2 separate regions of the Mus musculus genome follow, and region 1 is linked to region 2. A link is a contact called in ENCODE Hi-C data. All regions are on one chromosome and are shown on one strand. The core of a region is the stretch at or near the end of the contact, and the rest is flanking DNA. Distances in the headings are between cores, read along the strand shown.

Region 1 (3,043 bases), core at 44-2,543, 3.6 Mb after region 2:
CACCTGGCCGTACTGTTCCGGCCGTGGGTACATGTCCCCGGAGAAACCTAGCCGCATCTGCCCGTTAACCACGTTGGGCGAAGCGTGGCCAGCCGCCTGCTCGTGAAGCCCAGAAAAAAGGAGGTGGCCCGCGGCGTCCGTATGGCCGTGTGGGCCCCCAAAGCCGCCGGCCGAAGCAGCGAAGAGACTGTGCTGGGCGCTAGCTGCCGCCGCCGCGTCGCCGAAGCCCCGGTTGCGGAACAGAAAGTCCCGGGTAGAATTGAAAGCAGCGCTGGAGTAGGAGCCGACGTGGCCGGGGTGGTGATGGTGGCCCAGGGCCGCAGCAGCGGCGTAGCCCGGAGCCTGCGACGTGAAGGCTGTCTGGCCAGCCGAGGCCAGTTCGTGCGAACTGGGGTTGAGCTTGAAGGCGCCCATGCCGTCGGCGAACGGGTTGATACCCAGGCCCACGTCTCTCTCGGCCACGTCGCCCGCCGAGTGGTGCCGGGATGCACCAAAGGTGGTCACACCAATCGCGGGATACTGGGGTCCGGCGTCCAGGAGCATCGTGGCTGCACGGGGCAAGCCCCGGCCTCCCCCGCCCCCCCCCACCCTCGCCCGCCAAGGAGGGAAGATCAGGAGGAGGAGGAACGGGAGGCGGAGGAAGAGGAGGAAGAAGAGGAGGAGGGAGGGGGAGTCGACCCACCTAACGAAGTCTCAGCCAGCAGGCAACGGCCAGGCGCTAGCCGGCACCCGCCCGGCCAAAGGCAGGCAAGAGAGATGACTGCCGGCCGGTAGAAGGCGGGCTCCAGCGCCAGCCGCTCGAACCGCGCGGGCCGGGCTCTCACTTTCTCGCCGCTCAGTCTCTGCCGAGAGGGCCTCGAATCAAGGCTGCCCGGGGAAAGGCATAGAACATCTCAGCCCCCCAATAAAACTTCTTCCCGGATTTGTGGCATAGAGGAATGTGAACGCCAGAGCCGCCACTGCTCGCCCTGTCTCCTCGCGCAGCGCGCCCCTCCTCACTTCTCCACTAGTCTCAGTCTCTCTCTCTCTCACTCTCTCTCTCTCTCTCTCTCTCTCTCTCTCTCTCTCTCTTCTCTCTCTCTCTCTCTCTCTCTCTCTCTCTCTCTCAGGCTCTCCTCCTCGATCCTTCAACTCTCCCTTTTTCCCCCTCTCTGCTTTTTGAAAAAAAAAAAAAAAGGAGGGGGAGAAAAAAGAAAAGAAAAGGCGCAAATCATGCACAATATTGTCTTTTGCGGTTTATCTTCCTGGGGAGAAACTTTCACCTCCTCAGCCGGGCGGTGAGCGCGAGACTGATAGCAGCAATCATTCCTGCAGATAAATGAATTGAAAGGACGACACCGTCGTCGTCCCCCCCCCCCCCTGATGAATGGGAGCAGGGGGAGGGGTCACGTGCGACCGACGCGGGCGAGGATTGGTGAGGCGGCAATCCCCCCACACACCCCGCCCGGGGCCGCCGCGCCAACGAAGGGCGCGCGGTGGCGCCGCGCGCTGCTCATTGGCCCGCCCGCCTCATCAATCCCAGGTATTGTAAAGCGCTTGACATCCCCTTTTGACTAACAGGGCTGCCAGGAGTAGCAACTTTTTTTTCCCCCCTAGCAAATTTTTTCCCCCTCTTCTCACGGAAGGAAAAAAATGCCACGATTTCTTTTCCCTCTCATCTTCTCTTCTCTTCTCTTCTCTTCTCTTCTCCTCTCCTCTCTCTCTCTCTCTCTCTCTCTCTCTCTCTCTCTCTCTCTCTCTCTCTCTCTCTCTCTCTCTCTCCCTCCTCTCCCTGTCTCTCCCCCTCTCCTTACCTTCCTCCCTCCCTCCCTCATTCCCTCCCTCCCCTTCCTCGCTGCCTCCTACCCCTCCTTCTCTAGGTTTTGCTTCTTGTTCTATGTTCTCCCCCCTCCCCGCCACACACTTTCCTCTCCCTCCTTCTAATGTCCCCCTTTCTCCCCTCCCTCTGTTTCTTTCCCTCCCCACTCCCCTCCCCCCTTGCCTCCCCATCCCTGAGCCACTCTCCTTCAAACCTCTGCAGAGCGTTTAAAGACTGGAGACCCCCGGCGTCTCCGAGAGCAGCAGTTGGGGGGGGACCAGCCGAGAAACACCCCAAAGGCACTTCCAGAATGTCCGGACTCAGCAACTTTCTTTTCTCCCTCCCTCCCCTTCTCCACCCTCCCCCCCCCCCCCCCCCCCCCGGGCAGCAAAGGAAGCTTTTGTTATTTGCTTCTTTTGAAGTTTGCTTCCTTTTTGACGGGCCTCTCTCCTGTTTATAATTTAAGATTCGGGAGCGCGAGGGCAAGCTCTTTCCTAGAAACGTGATTTCTTGGTGTCTTTCACAGCCTCAGTTTTGCAGACTTCCTTCCTGCATGCCCACTCACCCCCAAACACAGGTGGATGGATCTCTTAAACTTTTCCTGGTTCCTGAGGTTTGTCGGATTGGGTTTTGTTTTCTGTTTTTAATGGCAGTTTGGAAACCTTGTTGCCGATCTCCCTCTCCCCTCATTTTTTTTTCCTTTTTTTTCCCCTCCGGTCTGGTCCGTTGTGTGGCTTGCTCCCACCCCCAACTCGCTCACTCTGCCCTCCCATTCCCATCCCAGTCCCTTTCATTCAGGTAAAACTGTAAATTTCCCAACGCGCCATTGTTCCTCTGGATCTCCCAAAGCTCCCTAGAGATCCCGGAATACTTTTTTGGTATTTAAATCCCCGGTAGATAGGACCAATGTAAATTTTGTGACATTCAAACCTTTTCCAGTTCACAAATCAGTCACCCTTGTCACAGTTATTGAAATTCCGCAACTTGCCACAACAAGACGGTGGAAAAAGCGGGCGCGGTCTTTGTTGCCAACCAGGCTTTTGATCGCCAGAGAAAATTTACTTACCTTCAGATGAGTGAGCAGAAAAAGAAATAACACTCCCTTTGATTTAGTTAGGAAAATGCAGACATTTGGATTCCGTGCAAACATACAACACTCGCTTGTTTTCGCGATGCGGCCCTCGATTAACCTGTCTTTGCCCAGCGCAAAGTCTATTCAACAACTGCGCGTAGTTGCTTTTTGTC
Region 2 (2,805 bases), core at 186-2,685:
CAGAGCCAGGCCCGCAAACTCCCCATGCGCCCCGCCTTGTGGGCCTGAGACCTGTCCCCGAGCTCACTGTCCCTGGGCGCAGATCTCACTGCGGCCGCTGCCGGGATCTGCTCCGGTCACCCCTTCCTCCCTCCGCCCCAGGAGGCCGCCGGGCCTCTGGGCCTCGCGCGAGGCACTTTCTGAGAACTTCCCCAAACCCCGCTCCAGGCAATCCTCCGGGCTGCTGGCTCTCCGGGCCCCGCAGCACAGCGGATAGAAGAGAGCTAAAAGCCCGCCCCGAGGCGCCCTGGGCTCCGGAGGAGTAGCGCTCCGCGTTCAGAAGGGCAGAGAGTGTGGGCGAGCTCGCCGCCGCCTCCCCGGTTGGCGCACCCAACTTCTGGGCGTCCGAGCCCTTTTCCGCGCTTTTAGCCCGCGCCCTCCCGCACGCGCCCCGGGGGCCCCTAAAACTTAGAGAAGTGAAAAGCAGCGGCAGCCCTGGGCTCGAACCCTCCCGGCGCAGAGGCGAGGACGGCGGCAGCCCGCCGAGCCGGGCAGAGAGCCGCGGATGGACGGTGTGCGGGGCCGACGGCTCAACGCCTGCCCCCGGGGCTCGGCGGCGGAGGCCCGGGAGGAGCGGGCGCTAGCGCTGCCTCACCGAAGCTCAGGTTCGCGGGAGCCGGGCGGAGACGCACCGGGAAGCCGCTGGGGCAGGAAGGGATCGATCGACTCACCCGCCGCTCCGCGGGAGCCACAGCTCCGCTCCGCGTCCGCGCAGCTCCGCGCTGGCCCGGACGCCGCCCCGGCTGCCGGCGGCGGGGCAGCCGCTTCTTCGTCGGCCTCCGAGCAGCCGTGCTCCCCCGCGCCTCCGCTACGGCTGCAGCCTGCGTCTTCCACCGCCCCCGCCGCCTCTTCCGTGGCCAGCTTTCTCCGCTTCTTTTGAAGCTGTTGCTGCTTCTCGGCGCCGATCAGTGCCTCCACAGAGAAGGCGTGCGCCTTGAGGCTTAGCATGCTGCACGGTGAGCCCCTCCGCTTCTCCGCCATCCCCGCCTCCCCGAGCCCGCTCGCCCCTCTCTCATATACTCGCGGCTGGGGCGCACGCACGCGCTCGCCCTCCTGGCCCCCCACCAAACGCTCCGCAGCTCCCGATGCCTCCCGAGATCTGTCCCCTTCCTAGCTGCGGGCAAAAACAAATTTGCCGTTTCCTCTTTCTCTGGCGTTGGGATCCGAGGAAGCAGGAACGCGGCCGCCAAGTTTCCTTCCCTCTGTCTCTCCCTCGAGTTCAATGATGCACTTCTTGACTCCCAAACCCTCCACCTCCTCCTGCTGCTCCAAGATCTGCCTCGACTGATGAGCCCGAGAGGACTAACACGGGGAAAAAAAAAACACTCTGCGGACACAAATTAGGGATTGTAATTGAAATTTGTTGCCTTGATCTGTCAGCACTTCAAGGCAGGAGAGCGGTGGGAAGAACTTGCTCATTAGTGTCAATAAAGCGGCGGGGGAGGGTCCTATGGAGCTGTCCATCACCGAAACGGTTTACCAATCAGGAGAATCTAACTCCGCTCAGCCCGCGCCCACTTCCTTACAAGGTCGGAAAATCTCAGACCGAAAAGCGCCGCCATCTGGCTCGTCTCTGCCAGTCTCTAGAAAGCTGAACCCTCTTTTGCTGACACCCGCCAACCCAGTCGCTTCTCAGGCTTTTCTTATCAGGACCAGGAAAGGCTGAGCCTCAGGGTTTAACCGAGAAAAGAGATCCGTAACTAGTAGTATAGAGGATCTTTCAAGGACCCTTAAATCTCCGGTCTCTCATCCCTGTCCATGGGGCTAAGAAGTACATTTGGAGGAGGCAGGAACTTACAGCCAACAGTTTGTTGTTTCTCACTTAAACATTCCTGCATCTATTGATGCCCACTGTATGGAGAGAATGACCACGGGCTTGAATCTTACTCCGAAGATTTTTTTCTTACGTGAGATGAGTTTACGCATATTTGATATTTTTTAGATTTAAAAATTAATCATTGTAATATCTCTCAGACCTTCATATAACCGATTCAGGAAAGGTGTCTCCTTTTATTTAGGACTAATTATTTTAAAACGTAGGTCCTGGGATTTTAATTCTGTTTGTCTTTAATGATATAGGTTTAACTTCAAAACTTCACAAAGTAAACCATGTTTTATGAATTTCTGTATGTTTTTTGAAAGTTCTGTATGTTAAAAGTAGCTTCGTATTCATATTGGTTTTTTTTTTTAATCGGCGTGTTTCTTTAAAATAAATTCAAAAGAAAGCAGAACTCTAGAATTGAACGATCGCAAACATGTATGTGCAGTTCTGTTGTTTAAACTCAACATTTTCTTAGGATTAACAGGATGTGGGTTTGATGGGGATAATAAAAAAAATCACTTGTAGAATAAAATTCACTATGTGCACAAATCTTTAGTATAAAATAGGCCAGGGACGATTCGTTTTGTTTCATTTTGCTTTGCCTCCTTTATTCGATGTTCATTTAAACACTGCAGTCCTAGCTTTCTTCTGGCTTCTCCTCGGCATTCAGGAAAATGGCCTCTGAAAGTACCATCAACCCCGGAAGGAGGGTTTTGTTTTTAAATCATAGATAGAGAAACCTGCAGTTCCTTCAGGACTGGAGTGCTGGGAAGAAATTGAACCAAGCAGCGAGTGCCTAGAGGCGCCTGCAAGGCCTGGGCCAGAAAGGACTTGGTAATATCTTTGCTGTGGATGCAGATTTTTAAATGCCTGAAAAATGCGTTCAATTGGAAGACATTGTTTTATTTGGGGCACTGGGAGCCGGTGTAGCCTACTGGCTTGAA

What was found. A loop is a pair of places that touch in the nucleus more often than their neighbours do.
Region 1: a loop to region 2 is called in a map of left cerebral cortex, with 10 times the contacts of the local background. The contact joins the promoter of Zic1 here to the promoter of Tbx18 in region 2. A Hi-C loop is called at or near these places in 5 of 37 maps with a recorded cell type or tissue (ES-E14 and left cerebral cortex).

The regions. Positions count from the first base shown.
Region 1 is chr9:91,364,475-91,367,517 of GRCm38, forward strand. Zic1 (zinc finger protein of the cerebellum 1) reads right to left here and starts at 1,294. Exons shown (of 3, transcript NM_009573.4): 1 at 1-1,294. The coding sequence starts at 543. It also overlaps a transcript of Zic4 not described here.
Region 2 is chr9:87,729,825-87,732,629 of GRCm38, forward strand. It overlaps Tbx18 (T-box18), which reads right to left and starts at 1,436. Exons shown (of 8, transcript NM_023814.4): 1 at 711-1,436. The coding sequence starts at 1,020.